Regions from separate parts of the Homo sapiens genome. Here regions 2 and 3 are each linked to region 1. Evidence: read pairs that join two places in POLR2A ChIA-PET (ENCODE). Cell type or tissue: CD4-positive, alpha-beta T cell. All regions are shown on one strand.

The links. ChIA-PET counts read pairs that join two places held together with the same protein. Peaks named below come from ENCODE experiments on the same cell type or tissue, not always from the same donor. Only the 100,000 strongest peaks of a DNase experiment are listed, where the experiment ranks them.
Region 2: POLR2A ChIA-PET joins it to region 1 with 12 read pairs; 27 of 35 experiments call an interaction of 5 or more read pairs at or near these places.
Region 3: POLR2A ChIA-PET joins it to region 1 with 12 read pairs; 4 of 35 experiments call an interaction of 5 or more read pairs at or near these places.

What each region holds. Positions count from the first base shown.
Region 1 is chr6:42,388,320-42,392,319 of GRCh38, reverse strand. The region is part of intron 2 of TRERF1 (transcriptional regulating factor 1); the gene reads left to right. Among named protein-coding and RNA genes, the nearest start is that of TRERF1, 62 kb to the left of the region's middle. RefSeq lists an enhancer at 1,798-1,947. In CD4-positive, alpha-beta T cell, no CTCF peak of the experiment used is centred here; a DNase peak (open chromatin) is centred at 1,799; H3K4me3 peaks cover 1,458 bases; H3K27ac peaks cover 4,000 bases.
Region 2 is chr6:42,442,796-42,446,795 of GRCh38, reverse strand. All of the region lies in intron 2 of TRERF1 (transcriptional regulating factor 1), which reads left to right. Among named protein-coding and RNA genes, the nearest start is that of TRERF1, 7.1 kb to the left of the region's middle. In CD4-positive, alpha-beta T cell, no CTCF peak of the experiment used is centred here; no DNase peak of the experiment used is centred here; H3K27ac peaks cover 587 bases.
Region 3 is chr6:42,308,268-42,312,267 of GRCh38, reverse strand. The region is part of intron 3 of TRERF1 (transcriptional regulating factor 1); the gene reads left to right. Among named protein-coding and RNA genes, the nearest start is that of MRPS10, 92 kb to the right of the region's middle. In CD4-positive, alpha-beta T cell, a CTCF peak has its summit at 2,362 (motif pointing left); a DNase peak (open chromatin) is centred at 2,327.

The sequences.
Region 1 (4,000 bases):
TATAAATAAGGAAACTTAAAGATGTTAAGTGACTTGGTCATGATTGAGGCACATCCAGGATCAACTGCTTATTCATTCACTCATTCATTTCTTCATTCATTTAGCAGGCATCACACCCCTGCCATGTGCCAGGTGCTGCCCTGGCTGCCAGGATAGACAAAGCCAGCCCCTGCCCTCATGGAGCATTCCTTCCAATGAGCAAGACAGATAATAAGTATACGTGTACACATCTACTACAATGTCAGGTGTCGATGAGGTCTGCGAAGAAAATCAGTCATGGGAAGGAGATAGAGGCTGATGGGGTGAAGCTGGGCTTCAGCTGTTTGGATTCCAACTCTGGATGTCTTTCTCCCAGTTCCTGAGACACAGCCCAGCCTGACCCTGGCCAAGCACCTGGCACATACAGGCCTTCATCACATTTTAAGTTTTATTTTATTTTGGGAGCAAAGCTTTACTCTGTGGGGAGGATTCCAGAAGACACATCGAGAGCTCATGGTAAACTCAAATTAGGTAGAAATGTACATAGAACCCTCCAGCCCACTGCTCCATGTTCTGAGGGCCCACAGATGTTCTAGGCAGGTAGAGTAGGCGGGAAGGCTGAGGGTGAAGGTGGGGGCAGAAGAATGAGCTCTGTGGTGGCCAGCAGATGGGAGAGTATAGGCTCTTAGGATCCGAGGCCCACAGGACCAGCAGCTTCTTAGAGATCGTGTTCAAAGGGTACACGTGGATGCAGGAAGGCATGGGGGTGGTGGGTGTGGGCAGGAGGACTCCCTGAGGCCATCTGCTGAGACTGTTCACCAGAGGCTGGAGCCCAGCTTTTCATTCCCTGCCCTGTGACTTGTGCAATATCACCCTGTCTCCCAGAATTGTTCCCCCCGGCTGGGAAATAATGGCAGATGGGTGCAACAGTCTAGCTTAGGGACCTGTTGAAGGGCAGTCCTTAACCCTAGGCATTTAAGAGCCAGAGTAGATTATGAGGACAGGCTACTCTAACCCCCAAAACATCTTCTGGAAGATGGGACCTCCTGGTATCAGACAAAAAGTATTTTAGGGTTGCACTCTCCACCCACCATGCATTGCAGTCCAGTGTAGCTGAGCCAACATTTATTGAGCACCTGCTCCATGTTCGTTTGAGAAGATCTCGAAAAGCCCTGTTCTGGGAGATGGGAGAACTGGGATCCAATACCTGGTCTCCTGTGAGTAAATTAGCTTTGTGATAACAGCTCTTGGTCCTGGTGTCCTCTGTAACAGGAAGGGTCTGGCCAAATGGTGTCCATGTCCCCCTTTTGTTCTGACCTCTGTTCTAAGCTGGAGATAAGACAGGGTCCCACTCACAAAGCATTTCAGTCTTTCAGTTCCTTTTCCCAGTGGTGATCCCTCCCTGGAGTGCAGGGCTTGGGCAGGTGTTTGGAGAGGCCCTAGTAACCTGCAGAGCCGGCTCGTGTATTTCTTGGTCTGTGGGTGTCAAGTGTTTTTTCCCCTTGCCCCCAGCTGTAAGCCACTTGGTACTAACTAATGGTTAAGTGACCATTGCCCACACAGTGTGCTCCCCACAAAGTAAAGCTCGCCCACAACTGTTTTCCTAGCACCCCCACTGTTGACGGGAGCGGTGAAATTTTGGCTGTACTTTCCTGAGGGCCGGGCGGTTGTGATTTCTGTCTTTCGTACGGTCCTGTCTGTCTCAGAACAGTACAGAGCCTCCTCATCCTGGTCTCTCCGACGGCCTCCCACTGAAACCTTACAGTGATACCAGTGCGAACGCATAGGCTTCAAAAATAAAAAGTTACGAGGTGAGGAAGCAACAGGAAGTGGGGAAGCGAGTAGAACAAAGCTTGCGATATGTACTCAGAACGCTGTTGACCTTTTTTTTTCTTTTTAAAATCACATAGCTCTCTCAAATGGTTGGGTTAGAAGCTCTTGTTTGTTTTAAATGGTTGTGCCTCTTATGAGGCCTGTGGAGAGAATGAGTAGTGAGTGTGAAACAAGTTTGGGGAAGATGTGACTCCCCCTCCACACACACAGAACTTGGCAAAAGGTATGCAAATTCATGTCAGAGGCTGTTGATCCTTTCACTCTACTTTGCTTAATTAAAGGCTGGGAAAGTTATTTAAATTGTGCCTCTTGTATATCTTCGTTTGTAGGACTAGATTAGCTCTTGTACTCGAAGACGTGGGGAAAGTAGAATTCTCCCCCGACACTTTTTCTTTCTCTGCTTCTACCTCCGTTTTTCATTTCCACCTGATGACTTGAAGAAGGAGAGAGGCGATTCAATAATTAGTTTCCAGGATTGTAAAGGGCCCACGTATATTAACTTTAACAAAACCCCGTCAAGCTTAAAATGCCTCCTGTTGGGGAAGGCACATTTCACACATACAAGGGACAAGTCACTGGCTGGCCAGATGGAGAGAGAGATTGTTCCTTTAGACAACTAGCTTCTCATTTGAAGAGCAAACGTGGTCCTGAGAAATGAAGCTTCTGATAGGCACTCCCTCTTGGGATATTTTAGCTCACTTAACTCAGGTTGAGTTAGTTCTGTAGGGGCTTTGAGTGGGTTTGAGCTCACAATAATAGCTGTGCTAATGATAAGAGCTATGTGTTTGTGTGGGCTTCACCTGAATTGCCTCACTTTACCTTCCTATCAAGTGTTTGAAGTTGGGAGGGAAGGCATTATAGGTGCTTAATCAATGACGGCTGGATAATATTAATAATAAAAGAATGAAAACAGGAATGGTGAGCCCATGCTTACTGGGCACATTCTTTGGGGTTCAGAGGCTCCGTGCTGGGTCACTGGTCCAGTCTTATTTAACACTAAGGGATGCCAATGGAGAGATGGACAATGGGGACCTCCAGCAGTGACCCAAAGTGATGGAGCAGTGTCCTGCCTCTTAGTTCACTCTTGTCACAGCCTGCGTCTCTCACGTTGCCTTCACTGGCATCAGTTTCTGAGAGAGCTGGGCTTGGAGTGTGGTCTGTAGCCTGGCAATAGAATGTCTCTCTAGGGCCAGCTTTCCCTTGTCCAGGGCACATCCTGACCCGGAATCCTCCAGCTTTGCTGATAGATAGGCAGACTGGCCACTGACACACAGAGGTACCTCGCTTCTTGCCTGTGCCACAGCCTTACAGATTTCAGTGTCAACTGTATTCTACTGGAAGTGCACCAGGGAGTGGGCTATTTTAAAGAAAAGCTAATGGTTGTCTTGATTTTTTCTTTTTAAGTACCCCCTCTCTCCAATTCTATCTTATGTCCATGGTATTTTGTCTTTGTCATTCTCAGATTGTGTTTAAGGCCTGCTCTGAGTGTCTAGGTTCCAGTCTTGGTGGAAGGATTCAGTAACAGAGGCTGTTTTCACCTGCAAGACCCTGTAGGCACACAGTGCATCCAAACTGATCCACACTGGGGCCCATGACTTGGATACCTGCCTGCCTTCCTGTGGTTTCATTTCTGTTTTGTTTTGTTTTGTTTTTTTCTCTAATCTTGTTTGGTGGAGGCATGGAAGCCATAAGCTGGACTGTCTGCTAATTCAGTGAAGTTGTACACAATGAATGGAACACATAGAGCATGAGACTGAAACCATTTTTAAAAACCAAGCCGATTGCCTCTCATGGCTGTTTGACACTGCTGGGCTAATTCTGGGAGTTCTAATCAACTTACTAACGGAATCCTCACCTTCTGAAAAACCCAAGCCTTAGGTGTCTCTTACTCTGGCAGTGCCACCAAGCTGTTTAAAGGTGTTCTAGGTGGTGGTAACTGGCATTTTTCAGGTGGATGAAACTTGGGGGAATGTACAGAGAACTTTCAGGCAGATCTCGTGGCAGTCTGATTTTCAGCTTTCTATGGCAGCTGTACCAACTTGACTGTGGTTGGCGGCAACTGTGCGGACTTGATGCCAGGCCAGCCAGCACTGAGTTGAGACTGTGTAAGTGTGCTGAGCTCGTATTTTTCCTAGTCTTCTGGTTTTGAAGGTTGGGCACCATCTACCTGTGTAATAGATGATTAAAA
Region 2 (4,000 bases), 54 kb before region 1:
CCTAGCCTCAAGTGATCCGCCCACCTTGGCCTCCCAAAGTGCTGGGATGACAGGCGTGAGGCACCACACCCGGCTGCGGAACGAGGGTTTTTTTAATGCCATAAGCAGCCCTGGTTTCTTTCATACATGCGGCAGCTTCTTATTGAGGACTTACTATTTGCCAGGCACTGTGTTAAAGCTCCAGAAATATATTGATAATTGAAAGAGACATAATCATCTCCCTCTACCCATACCCCTACCCTTACCACTTCACTTACAGTCCAGAGGCAGACATGTAAAGAAATACAGCTTGCCAATTGTGATCAGTGCTCTGATGAAACCACAAGTCCAGTGACTTGGATGGATTTCATTAGAGTAGCCTGGAAAGGCCTCTCTGAGGTTTGGGGGTTGGGGGAGACAGCACATGAAGCAGAGGAGAGCCTGTGCAGAAGGACTTTGGTTTTGGAGAACTCAAAGAGGCACAGGTGGTCAAGGATGAAGGAGGGAGGGCAGCATGAGATGATTGTGCAGGACTCTCTGGGCTTTGAAAAGGTTTACATTTCATTTGAAGTGTAGTGGGAAGCCATTGAAAGTTTGGAGTGGGACTGGGCACGGTGGCTCACACCTGTAATCCTAGCACTTCGGGAGGCCGAAGCGGGTGGATAGCCTGAGGTCAGGAGTTCCAGACCAGCCTGGCCAAAATGGTGAAACACTGTCTTTACTAAAAATACAAAAATTAGGCTGCGTGGTGGCGGATGCCTGTGATCCCAGCTACTTGGGAGGCTGAGGCAGGAGAATCACTTGAGCCCAGGAGGTGAAGGTTGCAGTGAGTGGAGATCGTGCCACTGCACTCCAGCCTGGGTGACAGAGCGAGACTTCATCTCAAAAACAACAACAACAAAACAAACAAACAAAAGAAAGTTTGGAGTGGGAAGCGACAGCCCCTAATTCACGTTTTAAGAAGATTGCATTGGTGGAGAAGAGAGCAGAGAAAGGCAGAGCACAGTAAAGAGGCAGGTGGAGGAGGAGGCGAAGGAGGTGCATGGAGAGGAGTGGGTGGGTGTGAGATGCTCATTAGGAGTAGAATGGGCAGGGCTGCTGTGGGGTGGGGAGAAGCATCTAGAACTCCGAGGTTTCTGGCTTGTGCAGTTGAGTAGATGGTGGTGCTGTTTCCTGAGATGAAGAAAGATTGGGAGAGGGAGGCGGGCAGAATCAAGATATTTTAGTTGGGGCACCACTAAGTTTGAGGTGCCTATTAGACTCAAAGTGGAGATGTCAAGTAGGGTAATCTGATCTACCACCTAGCACGAGATAAAAATGTGGGAGCCATCGGCATGGAGAGAACATTTAAATGCAGGAGAGTGGACAGAATGCCCTAAGGAGCCCGTGGAGAGAGAAGAACAGGCAGTGTGAAGGAGGTGTGTGCTGTGTGTGTGTGTGTGTGTGTGTGTGTGTGTGTGTGTCTGTGTGTGTAGTGTTTCCTGAGGCTGATAAGGCCAGAAAAATCACCATTGGATTTGTTTCATCGTTTTTTGTTTTTTTTTTTTTTGAGATGGAGTCTTGCTCTGTTGTCCAGGCTGGAGTGCAGTGGCGTGATCTCAGCTCATGCAACCTCTGCCTCCCATGTTCAAGTGATTCTCTTGCCTTAGCCTCCCGAGTAGCTGGGACTACAGGCATGTGTCACCACGCCTGGCTGGTTTTTATATTTTTAGTAGAGACGGGGTTTCACCATGTTGGCCAGGCTGGTCTCAAACTCCTGACCTCAGGTGATCCACCTGCCTTGGCCTCCCCAAGTGCTGGATTACAGATGTGACCTACTGCACCAGGCCCTGAATTTGGCAAAATGGAATCTGTCTGTGACTTGTGAAGAACAGTTTCAGTGGAGTGAAGGGTTGGCTGGGACCACGACTGGAGAGAGTTGGGAGGGGATCGTGAGGGAGGAGCTGCGGACAGCCCGTGTAGTCAACTCTTTGGCAAAATTTGATGATGAAAGGCGAGGAGCAGAGAAACGGAGTGGGAGCTGGAAGGATGTGCACAAGGGAAAGAGGTTTTTTGGAAGTGTTGGTAATTTGTGTGCTGATGGGAAAGATCAGTGGAGAGGGAGTGACTGATCAAGAGAAACGAGTTGGGTCAGTTGAGCAAAAAGCCCTTGAGAAGGTCTGAGGGGAAGATCTGGCCTTTGTAAGGGGGTGGGGGATACTTCAGGAACTTGCTCCATCATGACAGGGAAGAAAAACTGATAAGGGGGCAGATGCTAAGGAGTGGGCAGGCAGGGGACTCTGTGGAGGACCGAGATGCTCTGCCTCCCCAGGCTGAGGCTGCCCTGTCCCTGGGAAGGAGTTTGGGCTTAGGACTTGATACCAGCCAGAGACTCAAGGGTTAAGACTGCATCAGAAATGGTACTGCATTTTTCTGAACATTTGACTGCGTTACTGAGCGGCACAGAGGAAAGAGTGAATTCTTTAGCTTGGAGAAAAGAGTCTTCAGTTAAAGTAATTTGGGCCTCACATTAAATTTATTTGAAAACTATGATTAGAAAAAGACTTCTGTGATTTTCAGCCCTGTTCAGAGTTGGTGGGTACTGTCATAGGTTTTGAGCAAGAAGCTCAAAAGAAAAAAAAGCAAAAAAAAAAAAAAAGCAAAGGCTGCCTGTTGTTTAGGTTGTCTTTCACAAAAAATATCCCATGGACTACCAGCCTCGGTGGTTCCCAGCCATGGGGTCTGCATGGGAGGTGGGTGGAAAAGGAGAGAGTCAGAGCTGGATTGAGATCCAGCTCTACACCAAGGCTCTGGACTAGTCGACCTCCGAGCCTCTCTACATCTGTAAAAAGAGGGCTGGTACCATCTTCACCTCTCCTCTTCAAGTTGTGAGAGGGAATCAGATCATGTATGGAAAGTGCGATGTCAACGGTAAGAGGCATAGAACAGAGGCAGCAGTGAGGCGACTTGATCTTCAGCCAGGTCTTCTTTTCAGATATAAAATCTGACAGCCAGCGAAACATTTCCCTTGTCCACTCCCACTGTTGTTCCCTACGTGTAGCTGCCTTCTATTTGGGGTTTTCAAGTTCTCTGTGATCCTTTAGCAAAACTGCTCTTCTTGTCGGAAGGCTGGCCTCAGAAATGCTGGCTGGGCAGTGCCAGTCAATACAGGTTCAAATTCTGATTCCATATTCAGAATCTGGGACCTGCCCACCCAAAGGGCCAAATAAACTTGGTTTGCTCCACAAAGAATCCTGTGAACTGGGTGCAGGAGAACCTTGAACCTACCCCAAGAAACCCGACTGAGGTTCTACAGTCTTAGCCGTCTTCATTTGCATTCAGTGTTTGTTTTGCAAATAAGGATTGTGCTATGAAGCTGAATCTACCTAAAAGCAGTCATTAGCCCTTAGTCTTACTGTGTATGCTGGAAAGTCAATTCTCATTTTAAAAAGATATCCAGTGCTTTTCACTAATCGGGCTCCTGGCCTCTGCCTAAGAAGGTGAAGCTTTATTTATTTATTTAAAAATGATCTTTATTATGAAAAAACTTTAAACATACACAAAAGCAGAGAGGCTAGTATAATGAACTCTCTTGTACTCATCACCTAGATTTAGCAATTATTGAGATTTTGCCACACCTGTGGATAATGGGGCTTCTTCTGTATTTGTATAATAAATATGTGTCGTTGATTTTGAAAAACAGTGGAACTGATAGCAATTTGGTTTCATAGAGAGAAGGAAGAAATCAACGAAAAATCAGAGAGAGAGGAAATGGAGGCCATCACTGAAATAACTCGCATTTTGTAGTTCCAAAGCCTCTTTGACATATCTTATTTGTGTTCTGCAACAACCAGAGAAGGTAGATATCCTCATTTTATAGCTGAGGAAACTGAGGCTCGAGAAGTAAAATTGGAAAATATAAATAAATGATCAACTAAGAGTCACCTGTTCAGCCAGCATCCAAAGCCCTGATTTAATGCCACAATTTGAATGGTTTCCAAATTTTGTGCACTCTGAAATAGATAATACTATACAGCATTAA
Region 3 (4,000 bases), 80 kb after region 1:
CTTGGAAGGAGTATGATAGGAAGGTTCCATTCAGACTGCTCTTCTCTGGTGGCTCTGGGGAAAAGGGCATGATGAGGGGAGATGCCCTTTTTTCCTCCTGTTAATCTGCCCTCATCCCTGACTCCCTTTCCTGCTGTCTTCTATCCAACCACACAGTACCCAGCTTAAAACCAAGGTGGATGGAAAAGGTTTCAAGTTGATCATGGAACTCAGAATGCATTTTTCTGTAGAAGTAGCTGGAATGCGATGCCTGGTCTCCCCATGATATGTCTGAAATAAAAGAGTAATAGCATTGGCCCAATAGATAATTTGTATTAATGTTGATGGTTTAATTAATGAATTATTAATAAGCCAGCACCCTCTCTTACTTGGAAGACGACAACAGCTTTCTCCACTCTTGTCCTCTTGTAGTTTGTTCTCCACGTGAAAAGTGAATCAGACCCCATCTCTCCTCTGCTCACAACCCTCCATGATCTCTTTTTTTTTTTTTTTTTTTTTTTTTGAGACGGAGTCTTGCTCAGTTGCCCAGGCTGGAGTGCAGTGGCACGATCTTGGCTCACTGCAACCTCTGCCTCCCAGGTTCACGCCATTCTCCTGTCTCAGCCTCCCGAGTAGCTAGGACTACAGACGCCCGCCACAACGCCCGGCTAATTTTTTTTGTATTTTTAGTAGAGACGGGGTTTCATCATGTTAGCCAGGATGGTCTCGATCTCCTGACCTTGTGATCCACCCACCTCGGCCTCCCAAAGTGCTGGGATTACAGGAGTGAGCCACCGCGCCCGGCCCCTCCATGATCTCATGCCTACAGCCTGGCCTCCTGCCTTGCTGACCGCACCTGCCGGCTCCCTCCACCAAGTTCATTCCACCAAAGAGTGGAAGGACACAGCTGCTGTGTCCTCTGCCTGGGACTCTCTTCCTTCCCTGAGTCACCTGGTTCAGCCAGTTCATTTAGGCCTATGCCCAGATGTCACCTTTTCAGGTGACCATGAATAGGCGCCACCCATGTTCATCACTCCTCTGACCCTTACCCTGCTTTATTTCCCTTCATAACATTCATCATACCTGCCATGACATTGCACACATGCCTGCTTACTTGTATATTGTTATTCTCCTCCACTAGACTATCTGCTCCACAAAGGCAGGGACCTTTTATTTGTTTCCTGCTGTGTTTCCAACACTAGAAGAGTACCCAACATATAGTAGGTGCTCAATAAATATTTATAAATAAATAGATGAATGCACAACTGAATGAGTGATATATCTCTACACCTAACCAACAGCAGATTGTGGTTTACATGCAGAATTTATCACACATTCCAAACATCAACGCCAAAAAGGAATTTCTTCCTTGCCTTGCCCTTGGGATTGGAAATGCAGGCACTTCATTTTAGTAATGAGTTTATAGATTATTCTGGAAACCAGAACTTCTTGTTCTGCATTTTTGGCAAAAATAGACACCTGCTTTCTTGGAGAGTAGCTTCTCAGAGTTCTGAAGGCTTCTTGGGGCTTGACAAATGGTTGGGGGTGGGTACTCTTTGGCCTCCTTAGCCTCCTGCTACCAGTTCTGCTGAGACTGGCAGTGTTCTCTTGATTACACTAGAGCAGGGTTTCTCCTACTAACGTTTTAGACCAGATCGTCCTTTGCTGGGGGCTGTCCCATGCCTTCCAGGGTGTTTAGCAGCATCCGTGGCCTCTACCCATTAGATACTAGAAGAACTCCCCCAACTGTGACAACCAACAATGTCTCTGGACATTGCCAAGTATCCCTCGAGGAGTAAAATCACTCCCTGTTGAGAACTACTGCTCCACCATGTACAGAAAGCCCCACCAACAACAAAGAATTATCCAACCCACAGTGTCACAAATGCCAAGGTTGAGCTACGCTGCTCTGAGAGCCCTGTCCAATAGGACTCTGCATTGAGGGAAATGTTCTATTTGGTGCTGTCTAATATGGTAGCTACTAGCCACATGTGGCTATTGAGCATCTTAAAATGTGTAGGCCGGGGCGTGGTGGCTCATGCCTATACTCCTAGCACTTTGGGAGGCCGAGGCAGGAGGATTGCCTGAGCCCAGAAGTTAGAGGCTGCAGTGAGCTGTGAGCAAGCCACTGCACTCCAGCCTGGGTGACAGAGTGAGGCCCCGTTTCTTAAAAAAGAAAAGAAAAGTAGTTAGTGCAACTGAAAAGCTGAGTTAAGTTTAATTTTAGGCTGGGTGCGGGGGCTTATGCTTGTAATCCCAGCACTTTGGGAGGCAAGACAGGCAGATTGCTTCAGCCTAGGAGTTGGAGACTAGCCTGGGCAACATGGCAGAAACCTGTCTCTGCTAAAGGAGACCCCTGGTGGCGCATGTTTGTAGTCCCAGGTTGAGGCGGGAGGATCACTTGAGCCCAGGAGGTTGAGGCTGCAGTGAGCCCTGATCATGCCACTGCACTCCAGCCTGGGTGACAGAGTGAGACCCTGTCTCAATAAATAAAACAAAATAATAAAATAAAGTAAATTTTTAAGTTTATTTTATTTTAAATTAATATTCATTTAAATATCCACTTACGGCTAGTAGCTGCCATATTGGACAGCACAGCTCTACAAAGGCCAGTGCTGCTCACACTTCAATGTGCATATGAATTATCTGGGGATAGCAAAGTCCAATTCAGCAAACTTGAGGTGAGGACTGAGAGTCTGTAAATTCCCAGGGATGCTAAGGCTTCAGGTCTAAAGACCACACCTTGGAGTAAGATGATCTAAGCCTGGGACATAAAGAGCATTTTGCACATATAACACAGAGATGAGATTCCTGCTGCCTGAAAGAGCTTGTTGAAGAACCAGTGGCATAGAGTAGGGAGAGAGAAAAAATATGGTCTGTGGAGTCAGACAGATACTGATTTGAATCCATTGTTAGCTCTGTGCCCTTTACTTCGCCTCTCTGAGCCTCCATCTCCTTATCTATAAAATAAAAGAGATCATTTCTACCTTGCAGTGTGATTCTGAGATAGTGCATTTAAAAACACCAAACCCAGTGCCTGGCAGATACTTGGCACTCAGTAGGTAAATAGTATCAGTCATTATGGATTCATCCAAAGTAAAGGCATTGTTTACACAAATCGACCCTGCCTTTTAGGCTGTGTTTGGGGACCACCCCTCTCAGAGTCACCCAGGTTGTTCTTTTAAAAAATAGGTCCCTGGGCCCAGCGCAGACCTAATGAGTTAAAGTCTCTAATGGTAGGGCCCAGGAAGCTTCTTTTAAAAAAAGAAAAAATATATATTAGGTAAAATTCACCAACATAAAATTAACCATCGGTCATTTTTTTTTTCACGTAAAAAATGTTTAACTTTTATTTTACATTCGGGGATGCATGTGAAGGTTTGTTACAGAGGTAAACTTATGTCATGGGAGTTTGTTATACAGATTATTTCATCACCCAGGAATTAAGCCCAGTACCCAGTTGTAATCTTTTCTGCTCCTCTCCCTCCTCCTGCCCTCCCCCCTCAAGTAGACCTCAGTGTCTGTTGTTTCCTTCTTTGTGTTCATAAGTTCTCATCATTTAGCTCCCACTTATAAGTAAGAACATGGGATATTTGGTTTTCTGTTCCTGCGTTAGCTTGCTGAGGACAGTGGCCTCCAGCTCCACCCATGTTCCTGCAAAAGACACGATCTCGTTCTTCTTTATGGCTGCACGGCCATTTTAAAGTATACAAGTCATTGGCGTTTCCTGCATTTACAATGTTGTGCAACCTCACCTAGGTCTAGTTCCAAGGCATTTTTGTCATCCCAGAAGGAAACCCTGTACCCACTCACCATTCTGCCCTCCCCAGCCCCTTGCAACCACTAACCTGCTTTCTGCTTCCATGCCTTGGCCTATTCTGGATGTTCCAGATAAAAGGAACCGTACACTATGTGACCTTTTGTGTTTGACGTCTTTCACTTAACACCCTGTTTTCGAGGTTCATCCATGTTGTTGCATGTATTAGTGTTTATTTCCTTTTTATTGGTGAATAATATTCCA